Regions from separate parts of the Homo sapiens genome. Here region 2 is linked to region 1. The links are chromatin loops, found by intact Hi-C in ENCODE. Cell type or tissue: B cell. All regions are shown on one strand.

Region 1 (5,000 bases):
AATGTTAAATTTGGTGTACTATACTGAAGTCAGTGATCAAGGATTGAAGGTAGTGGAATCTGTTCCTCATATGTCATGCATTCCACCTTTGTAACTTTGCTTTTCCTCTCCTTTCTGCTTTAATGTTCTCCCTTCTTCTGTCCAAAGCCTAGCAATCTCCCTAACTAAAGTGCTAAAAGAATTGTCCTCCACTGGAAGTAAAATAGTATCTTCTTTTGCGCTCCCATACCTCTCTACTTTTCTCATAGCACTTAGCCACTTCCTACACTGCATTACAGTAACTTACTATACATCATGTGTTCTCTGTTAGACTATAAGCTGTGTTGCTTCATATTTGTACCCCTCACAGTGGTTTACATGTAGTAGGCATGTGTAAATATATATTGGACCAAAAAAATGGATGAAAGCAGACAAATATTTACAATAATTTTGTGTAACTAAATAGGTTTGTCATCAATTACTAATTTCTTAGTAGAAACATAACTTGATATACTCATTTATATTCATTGGCTTTTGTTAGTTTATAAAGATGCAATCTTGTTTCTGAAAAGCTTGTAATTATTCAGTTTCTTATTCTGATTTTAGGAGTAAATATTTTTTTATTTTATGTAGGATTGCTTTGGAATTTTTGGATTCAAAAGCACTTTGTAGAAATATCCCTCACATGAAAGGAAAATCTGCTATGAAAAAACGACATTTGGAAATTCTGGGGTATCGTGTAATTCAGGTATGAAATACTCATGTAATTCAGCCTCTAAAAAGCCCAGAGACACTAGCTGTACATGTGCTTCCTTTTAATGTGAAAGTTCCAGAATTACCTTTTTAAATATATTTTTTAAAATGTATCACTCAAACAGGCCAGATACAATAGCTCATGCCTGTAGCTACTTGGGTGGCTGAGGTGGGAGGATTGCTTGATCCTAGGAGATTGAGGCTGCAGTGAGCCGTGATCATCCCACTGCACTCCAGCCTGGGTGACAGAGCAAGACCCTGTCTCATAAAAATAAATAAATAAAAGTTGTCATTTATTTTATTGTCTTTAGAATATCCATATCTTATGATTTCTATATCTTACAAAGGAGAGAGGCACTGTAGAGATGGATAGAGTTATCAGAGGAAACAACTAGGTATGAATATAGAAGACTATGTAGGAAAAAATGTCCATCATTGGTATTGTAGGAAAAGGAGGATGAAAGGAGCAGAAAAAAGTATTCTAGGCAATGTCAGAAGGACCCACTTGGCTTCCAGTAGAGGTTCACAGGCTATCCTTATGTAAACTAATTTCATAGGATTCCTACAGCTTTGATCAGTAGTGCTTATATGTCTTCCTCAATGTTTTTTGTTGTTGCTTTAAAACTTTCATTCAAACAACATTACTTATTTTCAGATTTCCCAGTTTGAATGGAACTCTATGGCACTGTCAACAAAGGATGCTCGGATGGACTACCTGAGAGAATGTATATTTGGAGAAGTCAAGTCATGTTTGTAGTTTTTATTTAAAATGAATGTTATCGTGTGTTACATTTGGACCTATTTTAATAAAGTGGCCTGTCTCAATTAAAAAATAGGTACAAATGTCCTAAGGTGGGAACATGCCTGGCATGTTTGAGAATAACAAAGGATCCAGTGTGGCTGGAGCAGAACAAGTGGGGAGTGGGGTGGGAGTGTATAAGAGAAAAGATAAGAGATAACAGAGTCAAATACAACCTCTTGGCTACTCTGAGCGAGATGAGAAGCCATTGGGGGCTTTTCAAGTAAGGAATGATATGAATTCACATTTTAACTGCGTTACTTTGGCTACCTTGTTGAGATAAGAAAAGACTACGATGAGGCAAATGTGTAAGAAAGAAAACTCTTTACGAGGTCATTGCAATAATCCAGACAACAATGGATGGTGGCTTGGAGAGAGTGGTAGCAGTGGAGGTAATAAGAAGTAGTCAGATTTTTTGGATGTATGTTGAAGATAAAGGCAACAGAATTTGCTCACTGATTGGATATGAGGTATGAGACAAATAGGAGTCAAGGATAATTCTAAGTTTTTGTCCTAAGCAACTAAGAGGATGTCATTAGCATTAACTAAGATGGGGATAGTCTATAGGAAGAGCAAGATGGGGGGCAGGTGGTGGGGGTTGATCACAAGTTTGTTTTAGATATGTTGAGTTTGTGATGTCTTTTAAACATCTAAGTGGATATATCAAATAGAGAATTCAGTAAATGAGCTTGGAGGTCAGGGAAGAGGTCCAGGCCCCAGATATAAATGTATAAATGTCAGCAGTATTCAATGCCATGAGAGTAGATGAAATCGCTTAAAATGAGATTAGAGAAGAGTGTGAATGGAGGAGAGGTCTGAGGACTGAGTTTTCAAGTGCCCCAACATTAAAAGATTAAGAGGAAGAGGAGGAATCAGGAAAGGAGACTGAGCAGGGATGGCCAATGAGGTAGGAGGAAGGAAGGTAAGTAATACTTCCTAGAAGCCAAGTGGATAAAGCATTTCAAGGGGGAGGTGAGTAGTTGTATCAGATGCTGCTGATAGGTCAGGAAAGATGACAAATGGGAAATGGCTATTAAATTTAGCAACATGAAAATCATTAGTACTTTGAAAATAGTCGTTTTGAAGTGGTGCATGTGAAAGCCTGACTGGTTCAAGAGAAAATGGGAGGAGATACATTTTCTCCTAAATGGAAGCAAAGAAATGGGGTAGTAGCTGAGTGGACCATCTTGACCTGGTGTAATCCTACACATTGAGGGAATAATGGCTTCTCCCTGTCTTACAACACATTTATTCAATAAAATGGTTACTAAGGGCCTACTGTGTGATATAATCCCCAACCCTTCCTCTAAGAGTGATGGTTTTGTGCTCAGCAGGCCACAGCCTAACTACTCTCAGTTACGCCACCTGGTGGTGGTGGAGGTAATTGACCATCTGAACCGTGGCTATCTTCTGACTCCATGACCTTCTCAATTCATACTATCTCAAAATAAGTTGGTAGCTGGAGTGCCTTCAATCATAAGCATAGCTTTAAAATTTGTGTCTTGCATGTAAATTGCTTCACTGATGTTTGGCTTAGGCTTAGTTGAAGTACATGTTTAAAATATCCAATGACTTTGCATGATTTGAACTCCAATACTTAATGATTTTGTGGAATATTAACTTCACAAAACGTTTTGTGAAAAACAAAATCAGAATAGTAAGTGAAAGATTTCTCATTGTCTCTTCCTCTTTCTGAATTTCCTCATAGTCATATTAGTGGAAATGCTAAATTCAGTGTTTAATTTCCATGAAATGTGTTCCATTTCTCAAGCAAGTGATAACAAGAACTAGACCATTGAATAGGTTAAAATATTTTACTATGCAACTTTAGAATAAAATGATTAGGCTGATGAGGGTTATAAAGGGTTTCCTTTGGATATAAATCATTAAAAATTTAGTCATTATATACTTGTGGTACATGGAAATCTTGATTGAATAACCCTGGTATACTTTCACTAGTTGTTACACATGATCTAACTTTTTACCTGTCACATCTCCTACTCTCTCTAGGCCAGCAGTCCCTAACCTTTTTGCGGAAGACAGTTCTTCCATGGACAGCAGTTGGGGGATGGTATGATTTCAGGATGAAACTGTTCCCCCTCAGATCATCAGGCATTAGTTAGAGTCTCATAAGGAGCATGCAACTTAGTTCCCTCGCATGTACAGTTCACAATAGGGTTTGTCCCCCTATGAGAATCTAAGGTAGCTGCTGATCTGACAGGAGGTGGAGCTCAAGTGGTAATGCTCACTTGCCTGCCCACTGTTCACCTCTTGCTATGTGGCCCAGGTGGGGACCCTTGCTCTAGGCTATCTGATTCAAATGGTTTTCTTTATATAGATACTCTTATTTTTTGATTGATGATTTTTCTATCTAAATAACTTAGATTGTTATAAACAAAAGCATTTTTTATTGAGATATAAATCCCATACTATAAAATTCACCCTTTAAAAGTGTATAATTCAGTGGTTTTTAGTATATTTGTGCAACCATCACCCATATCTGATTCCAGAACATCATCATCCTCAAACCCTGGAAGAAGCATTATTTTTACAACTTAATTTTACATCTATGTAGATTGGCATTCTCTCCCTAAAATTAACCTCAATCCTGATTTTATAGTAAGTACTTCTTACAGTTTTATCACCCAGATGTACATTTCCGGACACCATTATCCCTGTGGCCCCCTCTTCCTCTACACTTTTGAGTCTGTCTTTATAAGTGCCCCTTCCTCTTCCTAACAGTTTATTTGTTGAAGAACCTGTAGGATTTTCCACTTTGGGAATTTCATGATTCTGTATTCATGCTATAATTTAAGAAAAGTATTTTTCAATATAGAAAAGTAATCAGGATTCTACTTTAAATACCCAAAATAAAACTTGTTTCTGTTAAATATATTTCTGTATTTATGGTAGAGAAAAAAAGGTGTATGGACACTTAGATCTGTTCTTTATGCAACTCCTTGACAAATAATCATGAATGTTCCAAATTAGTCCCAAGTCAGGTTTTTCAGAAAATAATATGGGTAAGGATAGAAGTCAAATATATGTCTATGAAAGCTATGTGAGACTCATAAGTTGGTGTGTGGCTAAAAGTGATGATTAATTGATGACTTGCACAGAGTTGAATGTGATGGTTATGAGCAGATTGAGGAGTCAACTTACTATATGCACTAAGAAGGAACAGTGAATGGAGGATATCACATCCCAGAAAATGAAATAATACAGTCACCTTCCTTGCTGTCAGAAATTTAGCAAATAGGTAGCCCTTTCATGGAGTGTAGCCAAAATTTAAACCAGTGAATACACTTCCTCCTCCACATCACCCACTGACCCCAACTGCTGTCCCAGCAGTTTAAAGAATCAATCCATTTCCTAAGGGTGCTCCCTCACCCTCCTGCCACAGATGCTGTAGTTAATGGCTTGAAGACTGTGATTTACTGGTTTTAAATTAAAATTTTAAAAATTTGAT
Region 2 (5,000 bases), 350 kb before region 1:
CCAATTACTTCCTTCTTTGGCATACGAAGAATTAGCAGTCTTACTTCCACCATTCCCCTCCCCTATCTTCAAAATGGAATTATTACAGTTTAGTTAAAATAATAATGTTTATATGTTTTTGAAAGTCTATTTTAAATATCAGAAAATTTTTCCCATTTGTCATTGTAACAATATGATTCTCAGAAGTTATTTTGTTACAAAACAGAAGCAAAATTTATAAGCTAACCATTTACATAAGTTTTTTAAATTACTCTATTTTATTTAACTAACACACATACAGTGTTTACAATATGCTGGGCACCAGGGCTGTAAGTGCTTACATATGTTAACTCATTCAATCCTCATAATATTCTCATGAAATAAGTACTATTATTATCTCCATTTCACAGATAAGGAAATGTAGACATGAAGAAGTTAAGACACTTGCCCAAGGTTACACTACTAATAGGTAAAGGAGCCAGAAGTCAAACCCAGGCAGTCTAATTCCAGAGTCAGACTCCTACACAGCATAATAAACTGCCTCTCCAATCTGATGAAAATTCTTGAAAATTGCCCAAAATGAGACTCCACAAAATGTAACATTGTGTGAAAGCCTTTTTAGAGGGGAAAAACTATAAAATTTAAATTTTAAGGTATTAAATCAATTACAAGACTTCCACAACAGAAATCATCCCTTTAAAAGGAGTATATTTGGCTTAATTCACATTACATTATCAACTCAAAATGAATTTCCAAAAGAAAAAAGATATATATGTTTAAATGTAATTTTATTTTTTAGATTTTAATTAAATGTATTAGAAATATAAAATTTAAGTTGAATAAGCAACAAGATTATAAGCAAATATAACAGCAATTTTTCTCTTATAAATTATGTAATAAAATATAGAAATATAACAATGATTTTTCCTATTTATTATTAATAAACACTATAAAAATTGAAATTTCAAATTGATGGTCTTTTTCCCAGTACATAGTTTTAAAAAAAAATCCCTGACATGTAAAATGTAACTTTATTATACGATTAGAAAAACAGTTCCATTTCATAGTCTTTTAATAAATTATCCTAAACTTAGCGAAATTTTCAAAAATAATTTCATTGTACATATGACAACTATACGGGTAAATTTGGGGATAGCCTCTGAGGAGAAATCTCTACCTCTTTCTACCCACTTTTAAACTGTGAAAAAGAAAAATGAATTATAAACAAGAAGTAAAAATCTAGTTACACACCTCGTTCTCTCACTAAGTAATTGTGTGATCTAGGCTTCCCAGAAGCCATTATGGGCTTCAGTGTCCTTGTCTATAGAATGAGAAACTTAAACTACATAATGCCTACAAATCTATACAGTTTCAGAACTATAAAGAAGTATAAAATAATAAAAAAGTATAAAAAAGCACAAAATTGTACTTTTTAAAAAGTTTTGAACTTTAAATCTCACCTCATCTGAAGAATCCACTTGTCCCAAAGTTCCTGTTGCGCCTATGAAACCTTTGGAGGAGAAGAAAAATAGTTGTCCTTCATAGTTGCTACATATTGCTTTATTTTCAAATTATTCTGAGAAATACAAATATCAAAAAGCTAAGTTTTGTTACGTTAGGACACCTCATTCTAACAGTTATCTTGGCAAAGTCCAACTTTTTTTTTTTTTTTTGAGACGGGATTCTCGCTCTGTTGCTCAGGCTGGAGTGCAGTGGCGCAATCTCACCTCACTGCAACCTCCACTTCTCAGATTCAAGCAATTCTCCTGCCTCAGCTTCCCAAGTAGCTGGGCTTACAGGCGCCTGCCAGCACGCCCAGCTAATTTTTGTATTTTAGTAAAGACGAGGTTTCACCATGTTGGCCATTTTGGCCTCAAAACTCCCGACCTCAGGTGATCCACCCACCTCGGCCTCCCAAACTGCTGGGATTTATAGGCATAAGCCTCCGTGCCCAGCCTCCAACATTTATCTCAAATAAGTTTGGACCTAATAGGTTGATACTTCAATAGGAATTCTCCAGTGAAAACTCAGATTTAATACAGTTATTACAAATGGTGTTTCAGAAGGATCTCTTTTTAGTTTTAAACCATAGTTTACTAAAATATTGAGGCAGTAAAGTTTTGGGCTACTCTTGAATAGCAACTGTACATTTTTCATGAGTTAGAACCAGAACCTTAATAAGCTAATCAAATTCCATTTAAGAAAAATGCATTCTCTTCTTTGGTCAATCTATTCTTTTTTGCCTCTAAATTTTTACTACTTTTATTACTTTTCTTAAAAAGAATAATACTGTTTTAGTTCAAAATAATTTTTTTCAATAATGAGTAAAGTTTGAGAGGTTTTTTTGGTTTTAATACAGAAAAGTTACAACTGTTCAAATTAAATATTTAGACAAACCTTGAACAGCCAGAGAACTAGTACCAGCAGATGGCTCCTGCACACCATATACAAGCTTATCCTCAGGATATGTAAGTCCAGAGCTCTTTAAAGCTATAAGGTACTTTTCATGACTTTTCTTTACACAAGCATTTTCTCCAAGACCTAATTAAAACAAACTTCAAATCAGAAAAAAATATTCCATTCAAAATCTCAGTATGGTCTTTTCATTAACTAGTATCTATAAATAGGTGAATATTCTAATGGAGTGGGAGCCCTAGAATGAATAATATAAGATAGCTTCAAATAACACTTTTGTGCTTATGTTTAGCACTAACAATCCGAGAATACACAGCATGTTTATACCAAATAATGAAATCTACAAAGTAGGTGGGCATCTAAAATATCCAAGGGAATGTGGGGCACAAGAATTAATAAGACATGATCCGAACTTTAAAGGAACCTGAAAATTACAGTAAAGAAAGTCAGAGAGGTAATATGGTAGATAATAATTATGTAGCGGAATTCACCTTCTGGTTTGACAGTCTGTGCTCTCGTAATACCAAGCATGCAGTTATCGAAAGCAGAGTGCTTGGGAAAGGCGTATGAATGTTTTGTATAACAATACACCATTCAACAATTCCAAGTTTTATAACTTAAGCTGTATATTAGAAAATCCTAGGCGATACAACACAAAAACTTAAAATATCAAAAGTGAAAACATAGACATGATGGTTGTTACTGTTAAAGAAAGGGGATCACTTCTCAGCCTTGCGTTTAAAGAAAGAGACGTAGGGCCGGGCGTGGTGGCTCATGCCTGTAATCTCAGCACTTTAGGAGGCCAAGGCTGGCAGATCACCCGAGGTCAGGAGCTCAAGACCAGCCTGGCCAACATGGTTAAAACCCTGTCTCTACAAAAATACAAAAATTAAAATTAGCTGGGCATGATGGCAGGTACCTGTAATCCCAGCTACTCGGGAGGCTGAGGCAGGAGAATCGCTTGAACCCAGGAGGCAGAGGTTGCAGTGGGCTGAGATCACGCCACTGCACTCCAGCCTGGGCAACAGAGCAAGACTCTGTCTCAAAAAAATACAATACAATACAATACAATACAATACAATACAATAAAGAGAGGCAGAGCATAATTATCATGTCACACCAAAAGTTAGGAGACCTAGGTTCCAGTACCAACTCCAACATAAATTAATTGTGAGGTTTAAACAGGCCATTTCATTTTCCTAGGGCTCAATTTCCTCATCCATAAAACAAGAAGTTCTCTTGCCAGGCGCAGTGGCTCACGCCTGTAATCCCAGCACTTCGGAAGGCCAAGGCGGGCGGATCATGAGGTCAGGAGATCGAGACCATCCTGGCTAACACAGTGAAACCCCGCCTCTACTAAAAATACAAAAAATTAGCTGGGCGTAGTGGCGGGCGCCTGTAGTCCCAGCTACTCGGGAGGCTGAGGCAGAATGGCGTGAACCCAGGAGGCGGAGCTTGCAGTGAGCCGAGATTGCGCCACTGCACTCCAGCCTGGGCGACAGAGCTAGACTCCGTCTCAAAAAAAAAAAAAAAAAGAAGTTCTCTTAATAACTTCCAGCTTTAGCATTCTATGAAAATTCTACAATTTACCTTTAAGTTCTAAAAGACTCAATTTCTTATCATTATAGTAAGATATGAAAACTATAAATTTCTTCTAACATTTTACTCACCAGAAGTCAGATCTTTGTAGTTTTGTTGGTTTGTCAAAACCTGAGTAAGAACAGACCGCATTGCTCCTCCCATTTTAGTCAGGTCTTCTAAAAAGGAAATTTGAGGTTCCAAAAGCTGAAGGACTTTGTTAAGGTCCTTTTCTGATGGTCCATCAGCTGCTAAAAGAAAAAAAGAAAAAAAATCAAATAAGGGTAATTTTGTTTAAAATATCTTACTAAAAATAACAGTATTTATTCTTTTAAAATTATAATGGCTTAAATTATAGTATTTTATAATCAAAAAAGTCAATACAAGAACTCTGTTTAGAAATTGGTATCTGCCCAGCACCTAGCCAAGCAAGGGTAGACTTGCTCAGGAATTCAGTCCTTTGGAAAACAGTAGATGGAAAAACACAGATGACCTCCTAAGATATGAAGCACTTAATTTGTGTAAGAAGCATTTAAATACAAAAAATTAACCAAGTGTGGTGGTGCGCGCCTGTAGTCCCAGCTACTCAGGAGTCTGAGGCAGGAGGATGGCTTAAGCCTGGAGGTGAAGGTGGCAGTGAACTGAGATCATGCCACTGTACTCCAGCCTGGGCAACAGAGTGACACCCCATCTCAAAAACAACAAAAAGAAGCAGCAGCATTTGATCTGTGGGCCCTATACTTCCACATATATAAATGTCATCATAAGATCATTTCAAAAAAAGATAGTATTTAAGAAAAAGTTTAGATCACATCCTAGAATAAAACAAGATATAATTCAAATACATTGAGAGTAGTATAAGAGTATTATGTCAAATTTAAACCTGTATAACAAATAACCTATCCCCTATAATATTCCAAAAATACAGATACATGTTAGCTGAAGGTCAAAGCAACTAAAGTGAAAGATAACTTTTCATAAATATGAATAATTGTATTAAAAACTAAAAAAAAAACAGGCAAATAGAG

The links. Peaks named below come from ENCODE experiments on the same cell type or tissue, not always from the same donor. Only the 100,000 strongest peaks of a DNase experiment are listed, where the experiment ranks them.
Region 2: it touches region 1 in a loop (21-fold over the local background); 8 of 110 quality-filtered maps call a loop at or near these places.

Annotation. Positions count from the first base shown.
Region 1 is chr2:169,526,314-169,531,313 of GRCh38, reverse strand. FASTKD1 (FAST kinase domains 1) reads left to right here. Exons shown (of 15, transcript NM_024622.6): 14 at 613-727; 15 at 1,388-2,806. The coding sequence ends at 1,489. Among named protein-coding and RNA genes, the nearest start is that of KLHL41, 19 kb to the right of the region's middle. In B cell, CTCF peaks have their summits at 2,699 and 2,906 (motif pointing left); a DNase peak (open chromatin) is centred at 2,873; H3K27ac peaks cover 321 bases.
Region 2 is chr2:169,875,014-169,880,013 of GRCh38, reverse strand. It overlaps UBR3 (ubiquitin protein ligase E3 component n-recognin 3), which reads right to left. Exons shown (of 39, transcript NM_172070.4): 3 at 4,065-4,223; 4 at 2,377-2,520; 5 at 1,440-1,489. Among named protein-coding and RNA genes, the nearest start is that of UBR3, 50 kb to the right of the region's middle. In B cell, no CTCF peak of the experiment used is centred here; no DNase peak of the experiment used is centred here.